Regions from separate parts of the Mus musculus genome. Here region 2 is linked to region 1. A link is a loop called in an ENCODE intact Hi-C map of the cell type or tissue named here. Cell type or tissue: left cerebral cortex. All regions are shown on one strand.

The links. A loop is a pair of places that touch in the nucleus more often than their neighbours do. Peaks named below come from ENCODE experiments on the same cell type or tissue, not always from the same donor. Only the 100,000 strongest peaks of a DNase experiment are listed, where the experiment ranks them.
Region 2: it touches region 1 in a loop (9-fold over the local background); 9 of 42 quality-filtered maps call a loop at or near these places.

Annotation. Positions count from the first base shown.
Region 1 is chr15:77,712,613-77,720,612 of GRCm38, reverse strand. It overlaps Apol7e (apolipoprotein L 7e), which reads right to left. Exons shown (of 5, transcript NM_001134802.1): 3 at 6,137-6,263; 4 at 5,342-5,446; 5 at 1,325-3,164. The coding sequence ends at 2,300. Gm36329 (a long non-coding RNA gene) reads left to right here. Exons shown (of 3, transcript XR_001781707.2): 3 at 2,654-2,890. Among named protein-coding and RNA genes, the nearest start is that of Gm36329, 6.4 kb to the left of the region's middle. In left cerebral cortex, no CTCF peak of the experiment used is centred here; DNase peaks (open chromatin) are centred at 2,295, 3,515 and 3,860.
Region 2 is chr15:77,424,424-77,432,423 of GRCm38, reverse strand. Apol7b (apolipoprotein L 7b) reads left to right here. Exons shown (of 5, transcript NM_001024848.2): 2 at 4,615-4,688; 3 at 6,842-6,968; 4 at 7,668-7,772. The coding sequence starts at 4,676. Among named protein-coding and RNA genes, the nearest start is that of Gm36194, 9.8 kb to the right of the region's middle. In left cerebral cortex, no CTCF peak of the experiment used is centred here; a DNase peak (open chromatin) is centred at 3,660.

The DNA of each region.
Region 1 (8,000 bases):
TCAGGCAGTTTGTCTTTCCTGGAAGGCTCCAATTTGCAGTTAGAAAGCAAGAATCGGTTATTTTTTTATTTATCTTAAAAGACAATCTTATAAAAATCTTAACAGAATCACAAATCTAAACATTTATATTTTTAAAAAAATGAGTCATTTCTATCTTAAATTCTCAGAGTGCATTAATAATCTACTAATTATCATTTTTTAAATTAAATTATGTCAGGAAGCTGAGTGCAAAAAATGGGTATAGGAAGTCAATTATCACCTTGATCACAAGCCCAGTTGTAGCAAGCGTGGCGCGTCACTCTTGCTAAATAAAGAGTGGTACCAGCCAGTCTTTTTTTGCTCTTGTTTCCTGACATTAAAAAATCCCTAGTCAACCATTAAAAGGGTGCCTTTCTGAACTTCAAATTGTTTTCTAGGATTTTCTACATCACAGTTACTAGCAAAAACATCTTTTTAAAATTATGTATTTATTTATTCTTTGTATGTGAGTACATTGTCACTCTCCTCAGACACACCAGAAGAGGGCATTGGATCCCATTACAGATGACTGTGAGCCACTATGTGGTTGCTGGGATTTGAACTCAGGACCTCGGGAAGAGCAGTCAGTGCTCTTAACTACTGAGCTATCTCTCCAGACCCCTAACACAAACATCTTAACCTAATGTCTCAATCTCCAAACTCGAAGTGTGGTGGTCACTGCTGACAATCTACATTTCTAAGTTCTTTCTGAGGGTGGTGATTGAATCATTAATCTGCTCCAGTACCAATGTTAGAAAAAGATGAAACATTATTAATGTGAGTACCTATGATACTGCTCAGTGAGGGGCTGGAAGCCCCCTTAGAATCTTCACACAAGACATAGATTAGGAAGGACGTGAAGATTTCAAAAACAGCAAGCAGAGTGATGCTTCATAACAGCAAGAAGTCCTCAGGACTCTGCTTCTCCAAGGTACACCAATCATGGTTGTGCTAACTATTACATGAGTTCTAACACCGTTTGATGTTCCTCTAGCACTGACCTCTACAAGCTTCCATGCTAGGGTTCATGGCTCTGTGAGCAGGAGACCCAGAATCTGTGCATATGCTCTGTCTACATACAGCATCCTGCCCTGGGCTGACCAAGTGATCAATGCTTGGATCTGTTTCCTGAGGCTCTCACAACTCTTACCCCACTTGAGGTCTTCCCTGGGAGTGGCATCGCTGTCAGCCTGCGCACAGTACCCTCAGGGTGGGTGATGGGAACAGCCACTTCCCTTGGTTTTGTATTATTCTATTGTAGTTCATCAAAAGACCCTCACTCACAAAGACCACAGAGACCACCATCATCGCTGCAAACTGCATGAGGATTTTTATTGATCCAACATATTGGGGACTCCCCTCTCAGCACACAGGCCAGAGGAGAGACCCAGAACAAAGAAAGAACACAATTTTTATATCTTTGTAAGGGGCAGATTTGAGCAACAGGGCAGCTGTCTTATTTTCATTGCTACAGCAAGTAACCCTTTCAGGCATTGGTTGGTTTGTATAGTGACTAAGTAACCCTTTGGCCTAGTCCCTCACTTTGCTTGCCCCCATGGTGGGTTATTATGATTTGGTCAGCAAAGTAATAATACATTTTGAACTTATGGGTCAGCTATTAACATCACAGCTATTAACGTCAGGGGAATTCTTGCAACAAGGTCAGGGTGGTTTATGGTCTTTGTCAGAATTCAGTGTGGGGAGGGGTAGGGGGATTCCTCTGGGAGCTGCTATCTTGTTATGGTTATTTCTCTGAGAAAAGCTAATATTGTTTTGGCAGCTTGTAGGCTCAGTCATTTCGACTGCTAAAACTGTTTTTACATTTGTTTAGTCAGCCAGCTTCCTTAAATGGCTTTGCACTTAGCCTGTTAGTATAGTTTGGAAAGTCCTTTTCGAAGGGGGAAGGTACTGGGTGGTCTTGAATTAATTTTGGATATTACAATTCTTCCCTTCACCATCTTCTGGATGGCAATGGAACAAGGCCATCCCTACACTATAGCCAGTGATGGAGAAGGTTAACTCTATGAATCCACCCACAAAGTTTCCAGAGTTCTTAAAAAAAGTCTACATTTTTTCCTTGCATAGCTCTGAATGAGTCATAGGCAAAAGTAGGGCAGCAGGCAGAAGGGAGGCGTGAACGGTCACCGCGATTGTCCACTTGGCTGAACTGCAAGGCTGTATAGAGCCTAGAAGGGATACAGTCAGGGACTCCCATGTGTGCATGGCTCTGTCCAGCACATTCCCTCCCCCAGTCCTCTGCACTACACTGAAGGGGAAATGGTCACTGAATCAGGCTGTCATGGACCCGAATGAGCTCCTGTAACTTCTGTTCTGGGTCCTGAGCCTGATGCCGCAGCTCTGCAGCAGACTCAGCCTTTGCTCCTTCATGCAAATGCTTTGAGTCTCCTACAAAGCTAACTATATCCAGCAGGAGGAAGAAACCTGTGGTGGCTGCACCCATGATCCGGGCTCCTTTGGTCATTGCCAGAGCAGTACCTCCAAAGGCTTCCTTCACTTGTTTAGTGGTTTCTGTTGTTGTCTTTCCTGTGGTCATGAGGCGCTTAGCATTAGTTACTAGGCTAGGGTTGGCTTTGGTCAGTTTGATGGCATGAATATTATTCTTGATGTTTTTCAGTTTCTTGAAGGAATTCATGGATAAGAAAAGAAGTCTGGGACCACTCTGATCCAAAACTTCTTTCATGCCCTTCATTGTGTCTTTGTTGGTTGGTACCAACTTGCTGGCTTTAGCTTCAGCAGACACCACACTTACCTTTTCCACAATGCTTGTGGAAACACTAGTCACAGCCGCTGCTGCCCCCAGCCCCAAGCCAGTGGCTGACAATGCCAGACTGACTCCTGCTGTCACAGGTGCCAGAGACAGACCAAGGATGGTCAGGACTCCAGACACAGCACTGCTGGAGCTGGCCACCACCCGTGAGATGGTGCAGTCCCTGTGCACCTTGTCAACCTTGTCTGCCAGGGCGTGGAGCATCCTGATGCTCTCCTCAAGCTCCAGTTTCACCCGAGGATAAGCATCCAAGAACCGTTCCTTGTGCCACGGGTCATTTTGGATCTCTTCTTCATCTTCTGCATCAGTATCAGCTACGGTCTTACCCAGGGCTTCACTCAAGGCATCTTCCTCTTTCCTGCAAGAGGAGGGACAGCTGAGCAAGGAAGACAGCTTATAAAGTAAGATCTGTCCTGTGGGAGCACAGAGCATTCACTGTGAAGCAGAGGAGAACATTACAGCTCTGTAAGCTTTCTTACCGGGATGATTACACTTGAAAAATCACACCATCTTTAGTTCTTAAGGACAGAATGAATTGAAAATCTACCTATAATTGTCCTTTTAATTTTTTATCTTATGTGTAAGAGTGCTTCTCCTGCATGTGTGTCTGCATACCATATTCACTTCTGGGGCCCATGGAGGGCAGAGGATGGAAGGCATCAGATCCCTAGAACTGCAGTTCCACACAGTTGTGAGCTATTACAGGTTGCTAGGAACTGACTCGAGTCATCTGAAAGAACAGCCTGTGTTCCTCATCACTGAGTCCTCTAGTCCTCTAGCACACCCTTCTATTGGTAGACATTTAATAAGGGAGCCTTCCCTTCAAGGTCAATGTCATCACTACCAAAACACTTCTCCCTAGGAACTCTAAACAAAGAGAGGTGACATTAGAGAAAAGAAATAGCCCCATATTTTATAGAACGTTAGTGTTTGCTGAAGAGGGCACCTTCCTATGAACAGTCATCCCTTGGCCTAAGCTGCTGGAACATAACTTGCCTGCTCTACATTGTCCTGCTGGCCAGGAGAGTCCACATTTGCCTAGAGCCTTGTGCTATGAGACTCTGCAAATTGCACATCCCTAAGAGAGAAACTTTAGATAGGACATTCTTTGAAACTTTAGGTCTTTTTTGGTACTGCAGTGCTGTGTACTCTTGAGCTAATGGGGCAGCTCACAGCTAAGATCCATCCATTCAAAACACAGTGCACAGATTTACCCTTCAGCTGTGAGTGAAGATAAAGGAAGAGGAGTGGATTTCCCATTCACATTTGGGGAATTCCCCATTCACGTGTGGTCCCATTTCCACAAAGTGTTCCAGTAGGAGGCAAAATTCAGGAGTCAGAACACACATGTTCCTAAGCACTTCCATTAAGGAATTCTCAGCCTGATTAAGGCGATGTGTGGTGGGGATTTTACTGTCACTTCTGACCCCAGAGGAAGGAGACACTGAAGTCATGGACTTCCAGGAGGGAGGGAGACCCCAGTCACTCATGCTGATGGTGTATTTGATTAAGGCACAGAAAACTGGACACTGAAGTTAGGTTTCCATGTTCAGCTGTTGATGTGTTTGGCCTTGGCTTTCCTCAGGAGGAGTCCCATGAGGTCAGCTTCACAGTGCCCCTACTCTCTGCTCTTTACTGCCTGTCACTCAGCTCATCTGCTGTGAGTCTCCAGTTGAAGGAACTGACAGACTTGTTGTGTCTTTTGTCTTAGAGCAGCAGTCAGTCCTGAACAGTGCCTTCCTGCCTGTGGTAACGTGTATCAGATTAACTGTTCTTTCCCGTGGGCGCTTTCTTAGTGTGTGACACTCCATGTGACCTTGACCATGAGGCACTGTGTCCTGAGGACAACAGAAGATTCTGCTTAAAGCCTTAGAAGGGACCTGAGGATGTGGCTAAGTTGGTGCAGTGTTTGTCACACAAACAGGAGGACCCGAGTTCAGTCTTCCAGAGGCCACATAGGAAAGCCAGGTTCAGGGCCTGGGCCTGTCATCCCTGCTTGGGGATGCAAGGTCAGGAGGGTCCTCATGCTCTCTTGTCAGCCAATCTGGTCACTGTGATGAGTTCCAGGTAAGTAAAGGCACTTGTTATTGTAATGGGCTGGAGAGAGAGTTTCTTTATTCAGATGCATGGTTCTCTTGCAGAACAAGTGAGTTCAGGTCCCAGACCCTACACTTGCTGGCTCACAGCTGTAGGGGTCTCGAGTCCTCTTGGGCCTTGATGTACTATGGACTTGACTGTACTGTGGGTTAGGGAGCTCACACCTGCCCTCACTTAATTTCAATACTGTGTGTCCTTAAATCCTCCATCTCCAAACACAGTCACCAGAGTTAAGACATTTACCAATGAGTTTAGGGACCCAACTCCATCCCCAATATGAGTGACATCATTAATATAGGTCCTGTGGCAGGCACTCAGACACACACTTAACCAGCTTGTTTCTGAATATTCAATCTCTTACGCATGATCCTCTAACACTGTTCTTTTCCCTTCCTATCAAGAAAAAAAAAAGGCTTCATTTGGTCTTTGGCTGAGTACCTCTCGTTCTTGTCCTGCAGGTCATTTTGGAGCTCATCTTCATCTTCTCCATCAGGATCTGAAAAGATCTCTGCAAGAGCTTCTCGCAAGGCAGTTTCCTCTTCCCTGTAATAGGGGAGACTGATATAAGAAGAATGCTTGTAAAATAAACTCATCCACATGCAAAAACCACACACCCACACACTACTTTAACAGCTAACTTTTGGGGCTGGAGAGATGGCTCAGTGGGTAAGAGCCCTGACTGCCCTTCCAAAGTTCCTAAGTTCAAATCCCAGCAACCACATGGTGGCTCACAACCATCTATAATAAGATCTGACACCCTCTTTTGGTGTGTCTGAAGACAGCTGCAGTGTACTTACACACACACACACACATATATATATATATATATATATATATAAATAAATCTTTTTTTAAAAAAGATAACTTTTGATGGACACCTACTGTGTGTAAGCTGCCTACTGTGTACTGGCCATGTGCTGGGCTCTCCACATGCATTATCTTATTATTCTTACAATGCCAGTCAATAGTGACCGAATAACAAAGAAGGTAATAAACTAACTTCCCATGGTCACAGGAATGCCAATGGCAGGAATAGTTTTGTTCCCTGTGGCTGCTGCCATCTCCCCCCAGGCAGAGGATCTTTCCTGGTAGAGAATATGGTGAGGGAAATATTTGCTGAGAAGAGAAACCCTGAACCCTAACTACTTGGTCTGTCTGGGGAGAGTATTCCTGCCCAGAACAAACCAACCAGGCCTGAACCCTGGTACTGCAGGCATCCCTCGGGGAGGTGACCTGGACAAATCAACTTCTGCCACAAAGTGTTTCCAGGTTTCCTCTTCTGTCAGCAGGAGCTGCAGGTCCTCTGTGCTTATCACATCCAGGAGGTACTCAGCCACAGTCTCAATGAAGCATTCTCTGTCTAGATGAGAAGGAAACATATATGGTTTTAGGACAGTGCACAAGAGTTTGAATGGGTCAGGGACACACTGGTTAATTGTGTGTCTGAGCAATTGCCACATGGAGGATTTTAATGGTGTCACTAGTGATAGGGACTGAGTGTGTTCTTAAAAGCCCTTGTAAAAAGCCCTAACCCTGGTGACTGTATTTGGAGACAGAACCTTTAAGGACAAAATTTTGAGTGTGTGTGAGCTCCTGACCCATCCTGTCAGCACCCTTACAGAAACAGGAAGAAACTGCCGGTTCTTCCCGCTCCTTCTCTTTCTTCCCCCTGTCTGTTTTCTCTTTTCCTGCCCCCGTCCCTCTGTCCAGGCACACAGACAGGACATGGGAACTCTCTGCCAAGCAGGAAGAGAGTGCTGTCCAGGGCCAACCTGCTGCACTTTGGTTGTGAGTGTCAGAGTCCAGAGCACTGAGGGAAGAGATCTTTTCAGCCCCAGGAAGAGGGAAGTCCTAGTGATAGCTTCGTTTTACTGTGTGCCTGGTGTTGGCTCTTGAATGTGGATTCACATCTTTCTCCTTATTTTTGTTTTGTACATATGAATGTTTGCCAGAGTATATGTGTGTGCACCATATGTATGCCTGGTGCTTATGGAGGCCGTTGGATCCTGTGTAGTTGCAGTTTACAGACTGTGAGCCGGATGTAGATATTGGGAACTGAACCCAGGTCCTCTGCAGGAGCAGCAAGTGCCCTTAACCACTGAGCCATTCTCCAGCCCCAAATGTGACCTTCAGCACAGGAATGGTCAGTTTTTAATCCCGAGCACTGGATTAATAAATACCTAGGAGTTCAGTAGCCCTTATCTGGGGGCTGTGACGGGGCTTCTCCATCTAATCAGAGCGTAAAGCCTGAGCTAATGAGAGGCTCACAGACTGAGTGGAGGCACCATGGGAAGAGGGCCCTGCTCTTGTTAGGAGTGCTCTGGGGGTCTCTGGGGTTGATGGGGGTCCTCTTGTCTTGGCTGGTTTTTTTTCATTGCTTTGTCTATATTTTTGTTTGCCATGATGTGAATGGCCCATCCTTCCTTCCTGCCTCTCTGCATCCCTGGATGGAGCAATTATGTTACATAGTAAGCAAAATAAATCTGTCTTCATCAGTTACAACAGTGATAGATGTGAGTAATACAAGCTTTAAAAGGTAATTACAGTGAATGAATGAATGAATGAATGAATGATGGGTCTATAGAGCTAGTGCTGCAAGGTGGTGCATGCGTTTAATCCCAGTGCTTGGGATGCTGAGGCAGGGGGATTGCTGTGAGTTTGAAGATAGGCTGGTCATCAGAGTGAGTTTGAGGACCCAAGGATCTGGAGCAGGTTGCTTCCACTCTACACATGGTGGTTTGAATATACTTGGTTCATGGAAAGTGGTACTATTAGAAAATGTGACCTTGTTGGAGTAGGCATGGCCTTGTTGGAGGCAGTGAGTCACTGTGTAGTGGGCTCTGATGTCCTATGCTCACTCTCCAGCCTAGTATGGAAGAGAGCCTCCTCCTGGGTGGCTGTGGAAGACAGAGTCTTCTCCTGGCTGTCTTCAGATCAAGACGTAGAACTCTCAGCCCCTTCGGCACCATGTCTCTCTGGATGCTGCCATGCTTTTTGCTATGATGATAATGGACTAAAAGTCTAAAACTGTAAGTCATCCCCAGCCCCAAATAAATGTACTTTATAAGCTTGCCTTGGTCACAGTTGTCTCTTCACA
Region 2 (8,000 bases), 290 kb after region 1:
AAGATATTTGTGTCCCATGTAAATGCTCACCAAAAGGTGACTTCAGCTGAGGAGGAGTTCAGTAATCAAGTGGATAAGATGACCCATTCTGTAGACAGTCAGCCTCTCTCCCCAGCCATCCCTGTCATTGCTCAATGGGCACATGAACAAAGTGGCCATGGTGGTCGAGATGGAGGTTATGCTTGGGCTCAGCAACACGGGCTTCCACTCACCAAAGCTGACTTGGCTACAGCTGCTGCTGATTGCCAGATCTGCCAACAGCAGAAACCAACACTGAGCCCCAGATATGGCACCATTCCTCGAGGTGACCAGCCAGCAACCTGGTGGCAGGTTGACTACATTGGACCACTTCCTTCATGGAAAGGACAGCATTTTGTTCTTACTGGAGTAGATACTTATTCTGGTTATAGATTTGCCTTTCCTGCACGTAATGCCTCTGCTAAAACCACCATTCAGGGACTGACAGAATGCCTTATCTATCGTCATGGTATTCCACACAGTATTGCTTCTGACCAAGGAACTCATTTCACAGCCAGAGAAGTACGACAATGGGCCCACGATCATGGAATTCACTGGTCTTACCACATTCCCCATCATCCTGAAGCAGCTGGTCTGATAGAAAGATGGAATGGCCTTTTGAAGATGCAGTTACAGCGCCAATTAGGTGGTAACAGCTTGGAAGGCTGGGGCAGAGTTCTTCAGAAGGCAGTATATGCTTTGAATCAGCGCTCGATATATGGTACAGTTTCACCCATAGCCAGAATTCATGGGTCCAGGAATCAAGGGGTGGAAAACGGAATAGTTCCACTTACTATCACTCCTAGTGACCCTCTAGGAAAATTTTTGCTTCCTGTCCCCATAACTCTAGGTTTTGCTGGCTTAGAAGTTTTGGCTCCAGAGAGGGAAGTGCTTCTACCAGGAGCTACAACAAACATTCCATTGAACTGGAAGCTCAGACTTCCCCCTGGTCATTTTGGGCTTCTAATGCCCTTAAACCAACAGGCTAAAAAAAGGAATAACAGTGTTAGGAGGGGTGATAGATCCAGATTACCATGGGGAAATTGGATTACCTCTTCACAATGGTGGTAAGCAAGATTATGTCTGGAGTGTAGGAGATCCCTTAGGGCGTCTCTTAGTACTACCATGTCCTGTGATTAAAGTCAATGGGAAACTACAACAGCCTAATCCAAGCAGGATGACAAAGGACGAAGACCCATCAGGAATGAAGGTATGGGTCAATCCTCCAGGAAAAGAGCCAAGACCTGCTGAGGTGCTGGCTGAAGGAGAAGGAAATACAGAATGGGTAGTAGAGGAAGGTAGTTATAAATACCAATTAAGGCCACGTAACCACTTGCAGAAACGAGGATTATAAGTAATATGAATGCCCCATTGTAAATTTACAAATGCCTTTGCGATTGTACGAGGGATAGTTATATCATGTTAGGCGTATTCACAACCTTGTTATTGTTTCATGTGAACATGAGATATTATTTGTGTCAAGTTGACAAGGGGTGGATTGTAGTGGCTATTCCTGGTTGTCAACTTGACTATATTTGGAATGAACTACAATCCAGAATTGGAAGGCTCACCAGTGACCCTTATCTGGAGGCTTGGAGATCCTTATCTGGATTTTGGTATGGAGATCTTGAGCCATAGTGGCTATGGATTCCAGAAGATTGAATCTCCGAGTTTAAGGAACACACCTTTAATCTGGGCTACACCTTTTCATCTGGGATTAAAGGTGTGGTGGAACACACCTTTAATCTGAGCTACACCTTCTGCTGGAGACAATATAAGGACATTGGAAGAAGGGAGCTCTGGCTCTTGCTCCTTCGCCTGCTTGCTGTGTGAGACTGAGTAACTGCTAGATCCTTGGACTTCCATTCACAGCTGCGACTGAACAATTGTTGGGAATTGGGCTGCCGACTGTAAGTCATCAATAAATTCCTTTACTATCTAGAGACTATCCATAAGTTCTGTGACTCTAGAGAACCCTGACTAATATACGGGGTCTCTCATTGACCTGGAATTTACCGGTTCTACTAGACTGGCTGACCAACTGCCTCCAAAGATCCTCCTCTTCCTGTTTCCTTAGCATGTGCCACCTTGCCTGGCCTTTTACATACCTGCTGGTAGTGCAAATGCAGGTCCTTGTGTTCTGTATTGATTGAGCCATCTTCCTAGCCCCACCCCCTCCTCTCAATATCCCCCTCCCCTGTGTGTGTGTGTGTGTGTGTGTGTGTGTGTGTGTGTATCCATATCATCATATCGTACACACTAGGTGAAAGCATAATGACTGAGACACACCCACACTGAGTAACATGAAGGTATATGACCCATCTATAGAGGGGACAGCAGTGGCTTTTGCATTAGATAGACTCATAGAGATCCATCTGCATCTGCCTACTGAGTGCACTGCCTGCACCATCACTCAGCTTGAGTTGTGTGTCTGTCTGACTGTCTGTCTGTTTAAATCACAGTCTCTTTTCAAGTTCCCTGTTTCTGCTAGAGCCGTCTCTGGCATAACTCAGGGACTCCTCATCTAAGCATCTCTCCTTTATGAAATCCTACACTGCCCATTCACGTTCCTCCTAAATAGAAAGACTAAACTCACACCAGAAGACAGGTATCATTTCTGAGGCATTTTAGTTCAATCATGTGTTCTTTAATTTTTTTTTTCATCCACTCAAGCTGCTATGAATACCCCTCAAGGCACGGGGATTGATTGTAAGTCTCCCTAGCTGTCCTCCCCATCTCCCTCTCTGAGAGTCCACCTAGCAGGCCATTCCTCCAGGCAGTCTTCCATCTTTCTATTCTCTAGACAGCCTCTCACTGCAGTCTGGCTTAGTCAGCTTTCTTTCTATAGTTCACACTTTGAAGTCTTAGTTAGAGTTGCTAATCGGGCTTCCCAGGTTACCTTCGCAGCCAGGGAGTAGAAGCGAGCAAGATCTTGTGTCTCAGAGGTTGTGTGTGAACCAGTCTTCACCCCTTTCTAAATATGTGACCCCGGGTGGGTCACTTCAGGTCTGTTTGCCTCACCTGTGAACAGGAACAAGAGTAGCGCACCCTGAGAAGGTTTAAAACAAATGCCTCAGTGACAAGAATAGAGAGAGGTCCTGAGGGAGAGCAGCCATTGCCTTCAGCTCTCACCATAGCAACAAGTACATTGACTCAATTTAGTCAGGCCCCAGGAGGAGGGGCTGGTGCCTTCTCCTGACACTGCTAAACGCACGCACGCAGTTTCTTTCCTTCCTTGACTTCCAAGGGAATCTCAGTAAAGTTGTTCTTTCTTTATGAAATCACACACAGACACACAAAATCACCTGATCACTGGTGAGAATGAAGGAGTGAACACTCTCACACACGGCCTGTGTTTAGATGTGAATCTCCTTTAACCCAGTCATCCACTTATACAAATACCATAAGGAAATAATCTCAAATGCAGGCACTGACAGGAATGAGGACATTCTCTGCATTAGTATTTACATATGATAAGGTCCAGGAGTCATGGAGACAAGCAGGAGTCCAGGGCAGCACACGGCCAGACAGGGACCAGGCAGGACTCCAGGATCTGATAGGACAAGGATATCACAGAAGCAAGGAGGGTGTGGTCCCTGGGAAGCCACAGGTGACCCCAGTGAATTTGCTAAACTGAGAACCTGGTACTTGGCACAAGGCAGCGCTGTGGATACAGAAGAGCCGTTTATAGCACACACACTACGAACAGGAGGGAATGTGCTGTATTTTTAGACAGTGGGGCTTGCTCATCTGAAAGTGGGACATGGATTAGAAAGTCCCAGGTTCAAGGCCTCACTCTGTCAACACGGAATAGTCACTCACGTCAGCTAAATGTAAGAACTTCATTACCTAAGAGTAAGGAGCCCAGAGCATGACTGAGAGTAAGCATGGTGGCTTGACTAGGAAAGGCTACCGTGGGCTAATATATTTGATGCTTGGTCATTAGGGTGTGGAGATACTTGGGAGGAATTAGGAAGGGTGGACTTGGTGGAGATTGTCACTAGAGGTGGGCTTTGAGCTTTCAAAAGCCCAGGCCAGGTCCAGTGTCTCTCTCTTCCTGCTGCCTGTGGATCTGGATTGCAACTCTCAACTTCCCTAACACCCCTGTCTGCCTCCAGGCCGCCATGTTCCCCGCCATGACAATAAATGGACTAAACCTCTGAAGCTGTAAGCAAGCCTCTGTTAAATGCTTTCTTTTAAAGCCTTACCCTGGCCATGGTGTCTCTTCCCAACAATGAAACAGCGACTGAGACAAAAAGTATACAAAGTAACCATTAATAAATGCAGTCTCCCCCTGCAGATGGCTACCGAACGCTCCTCTCTATCTCTCTGTCTGCAAACTCTGTTCTTTCTCCACAGCTGTGTCCTCAGCTGATGCCTTCTCCAGTGTCCCCAACAGGACAGCCGTCCTCTGCCTTATTAGGGAGAGAGCAGCAGGGATGAGGTCACAAGACCTTATTCATTACATAGCAGTGACAGAGCCCAAGGAAACAGAAGAACTGCCGGTCAAGTTCTTTTGGTCCTTAGCAGCCACTGTTGAAAGAACTGTGTGTCCCAGATCCCTGATCACCTAGCTGTCCCCATTCTGTCTCACAGGTACCTTTTCCTCCTGTAGCCTGGACACCTGGTGAGCTGACACCTAGACCTAGCAGCTGCCATGGGCACTCCAGGTAAGCAGCCTTGTACCCCACTCCTGCACATGGCCTACACTTCCAGAGCCTCTGTGCTGAGTGCCTGCTGGGGAGTCAAAGACACAGATGAGAACCCCAAGGGGAGCGCAGAGAGTTTCCCAGTCCTAGGTTACAGTGGCTCCCCTTCCTCGCTTTGTCTTGGGTAAATTCTTAGGAGTCACCTCCTCAATACCCAGCCTGAAAAATGGAAGCCAGGAGGAGAAGAAGGAAGTATGGAAGGAATAAGAGGCAGGGGGGATGGTGTCTTAGGGTTTCCACTGCTGTGAAGAGACAACTGTGACCAAGGCAAGCTTATAAAGTACATTTATTTGGGGCTGGGGATGACTTACAGTTTTAGACTTTTAGTCCATTATCATCATAGCAAAAAGCATGGCAGCATCCAGAGAGACATGGTGCCGAAGGGGCTGAGAGTTCTACGTCTTGATCTGAAGGCAGCCAGGAGAAGACTCTGTCTTCCACAGCCACCCAGGAGGAGGCTCTCTTCCATACTAGGCTGGAGAGTGAGCATAGGACATCAGAGCCCACTACACAGTGACTCACTGCCTCCAACAAGGCCATGCCTACTCCAACAAGGTCACATTTTCTAATAGTACCACTTTCCATGGACCAAGTATATTCAAACCACCATGTGTAGACTGGAAGCAACCTGCTCCAGATCCTTGTGTCCTCAAAGTCACTCTGATGACCAGCCTATCTTCAAACTCACAGCAATCCCCCTGCCTCAGCATCCCAAGCACTGGGATTAAAGGCATGCACCACCTTGCAGCACTAGCTCTATAGACCCATCATTCATTCATTCACTCACTCACTGTAATTACCTTTTAAAGCTTGTATTACTCACATCTATCATTGTTGTAACTGATGAAGACAGATTTATTTTGCTTACTATGTAACATAATTGCTCCATCCAGGGATGCAGACAGGCAGGAAGGAAGGATGGGCCATTCACATCATAGCAGACAAAAAAATAGCAAAGCAGTGAAAAAAAAACAGCCAAGACAAGAGGACCCCCATCAACCCCAGAGACCCCCAGAGCACTCCTAACAAGAGCAGGGCCCTCTTCCCATGGTGCCTCCACTCAGTCTGTGAGCCTCTCATTAGCTCAGGCTTTACGCTCTGATTAGATGGAGAAGCCCCCTCACAGCCCCCAGATAAGGGCTACTGAACTCCTAGGTATTTATTAATCCAGTACTATTGAAACTCGGGATTAAAAACTGACCATTCCTGTGCTGAAGGTCACATTTGGGGCTGGAGAATGGCTCAGTGGTTAAGTGCACTTGCTGCTCCTGCAGAGGACCTGGGTTCAATTCCCAATATCCACATCCGGCTCACAGTCTGTAAACTGCAACTACACAGGATCCAATGGCCTCCATAAGCACCAGGCATACATATGGTGCACACACATAAACTCTGGCAAACATTCATATGTTCAAAACAAAAATAAGGAGAAAGATGTGAATCCACATTCAAGAGCCAACACCAGGCACACAGTAAAACGAAGCTATCACTAGGACTTCCCTCTTCCTGGGGCTGACGGACTCACATCCTCATTGTTCTCAGCTGAAAGAGACTCAAATCCCTGCAAAGTACCAGGACACCTCCCAGGTGCATTAGTCTCCTCAGGATGTCATCGAAAAGGTCACTGGGCAGGTGGCTTAGAAAGAAAAGATCTCTTCTCTCAGTGCTCTGGACTCTGACACTCACAACCAAAGAGCAGCAGGTTGGCCCTGGACAGCACTCTCTTCCTGCTTGGCAGAGAGTTCCCATGTCCTGTCTGTGTGCCTGGACAGAGGGACGGGGGCAGGAAAAGAGAAAACAGACAGGGGGAAGAAAGACAAGGAGCGGGAAGAACCGACAGTTTCTTCCTGTTTCTGTAAGGGTGCTAACAGGATGGGTCAGGAGCTCACACACACCCAAAATTTTGTCCTTAAAGGTTCTGTCTCCAAATACAGTCACCAGGGTTAGGGCTTTTTACAAGGGCTTTTAAGAACACACTCAGTCCCTATCACTAGTGACACCATTAAAATCCTCCATGTGGCAATTGCTCAGACACACAATTAACCAGTGTGTCCCTGACCCATTCAAACTCTTGTGCACTGTCCTCAAACCATATATGTTTCCTTCTCATCTAGACAGAGAATGCTTCATTGAGACTGTGGCTGAGTACCTCCTGGATGTGATAAGCACAGAGGACCTGCAGCTCCTGCTGACAGAAGAGGAAACCTGGAAACACTTTGTGGCAGAAGTTGATTTGTCCAGGTCACCTCCCCGAGGGATGCCTGCAGTACCAGGGTTCAGGCCTGGTTGGCTTGTTCTGGGCAGGAATACTCTCCCCAGACAGACCAAGTAGTTAGGGTTGAGGGTGTCTCTTCTCAGCAAATATTTCCCTCACCATATTCTCTACCAGGAAAGAGCCTCTGCCTGGGGGGAGATGGCAGCAGCCACAGGGAGCAAAACTATTCCTGCCATTGGCATTCCTGTGACCATGGGAAGTTAGTTTATTACCTTCTTTGTTATTCGGTCACTATTGACTGGCATTGTAAGAATAATAAGATAATGCATGTGGAGAGCCCAGCACATGGCCAGTACACAGTAGGCAGCTTACACACAGTAGGTGTCCATCAAAAGTTATCTTTTTTAAAAAAGATTTATTATTATATATATATATATACATATATATATATATGTGTGTGTGTGTGTGTGTGTAAGTACACTGCAGCTGTCTTCAGACACACCAAAAGAGGGTGTCAGATCTTATTACAGATGGTTGTGAGCCACCATGTGGTTGCTGGGATTTGAACTTAGGAACTTTGGAAGGGCAGTCAGGGCTCTTACCCACTGAGCCATCTCTCCAGCCCCAAAAGTTAGCTGTTAAAGTAGTGTGTGGGTGTGTGGTTTTTGCATGTGGATGAGTTTATTTTACAAGCATTCTTCTTATATCAGTCTCCCCTATTACAGGGAAGAGGAAACTGCCTTGCGAGAAGCTCTTGCAGAGATCTTTTCAGATCCTGATGGAGAAGATGAAGATGAGCTCCAAAATGACCTGCAGGACAAGAACGAGAGGTACTCAGCCAAAGACCAAATGAAGCCTTTTTTTTTCTTGATAGGAAGGGAAAAGAACAGTGTTAGAGGATCATGTGTAAGAGATTGAATATTCAGAGACAAGCTGGTTAAGTGTGTGTCTGAGTGCCTGCCACAGGACCTATATTAATGATGTCACTCATATTGGGGATGGAGTTGGGTCCCTAAACTCATTGGTAAATGTCTTAACTCTGGTGACTGTGTTTGGAG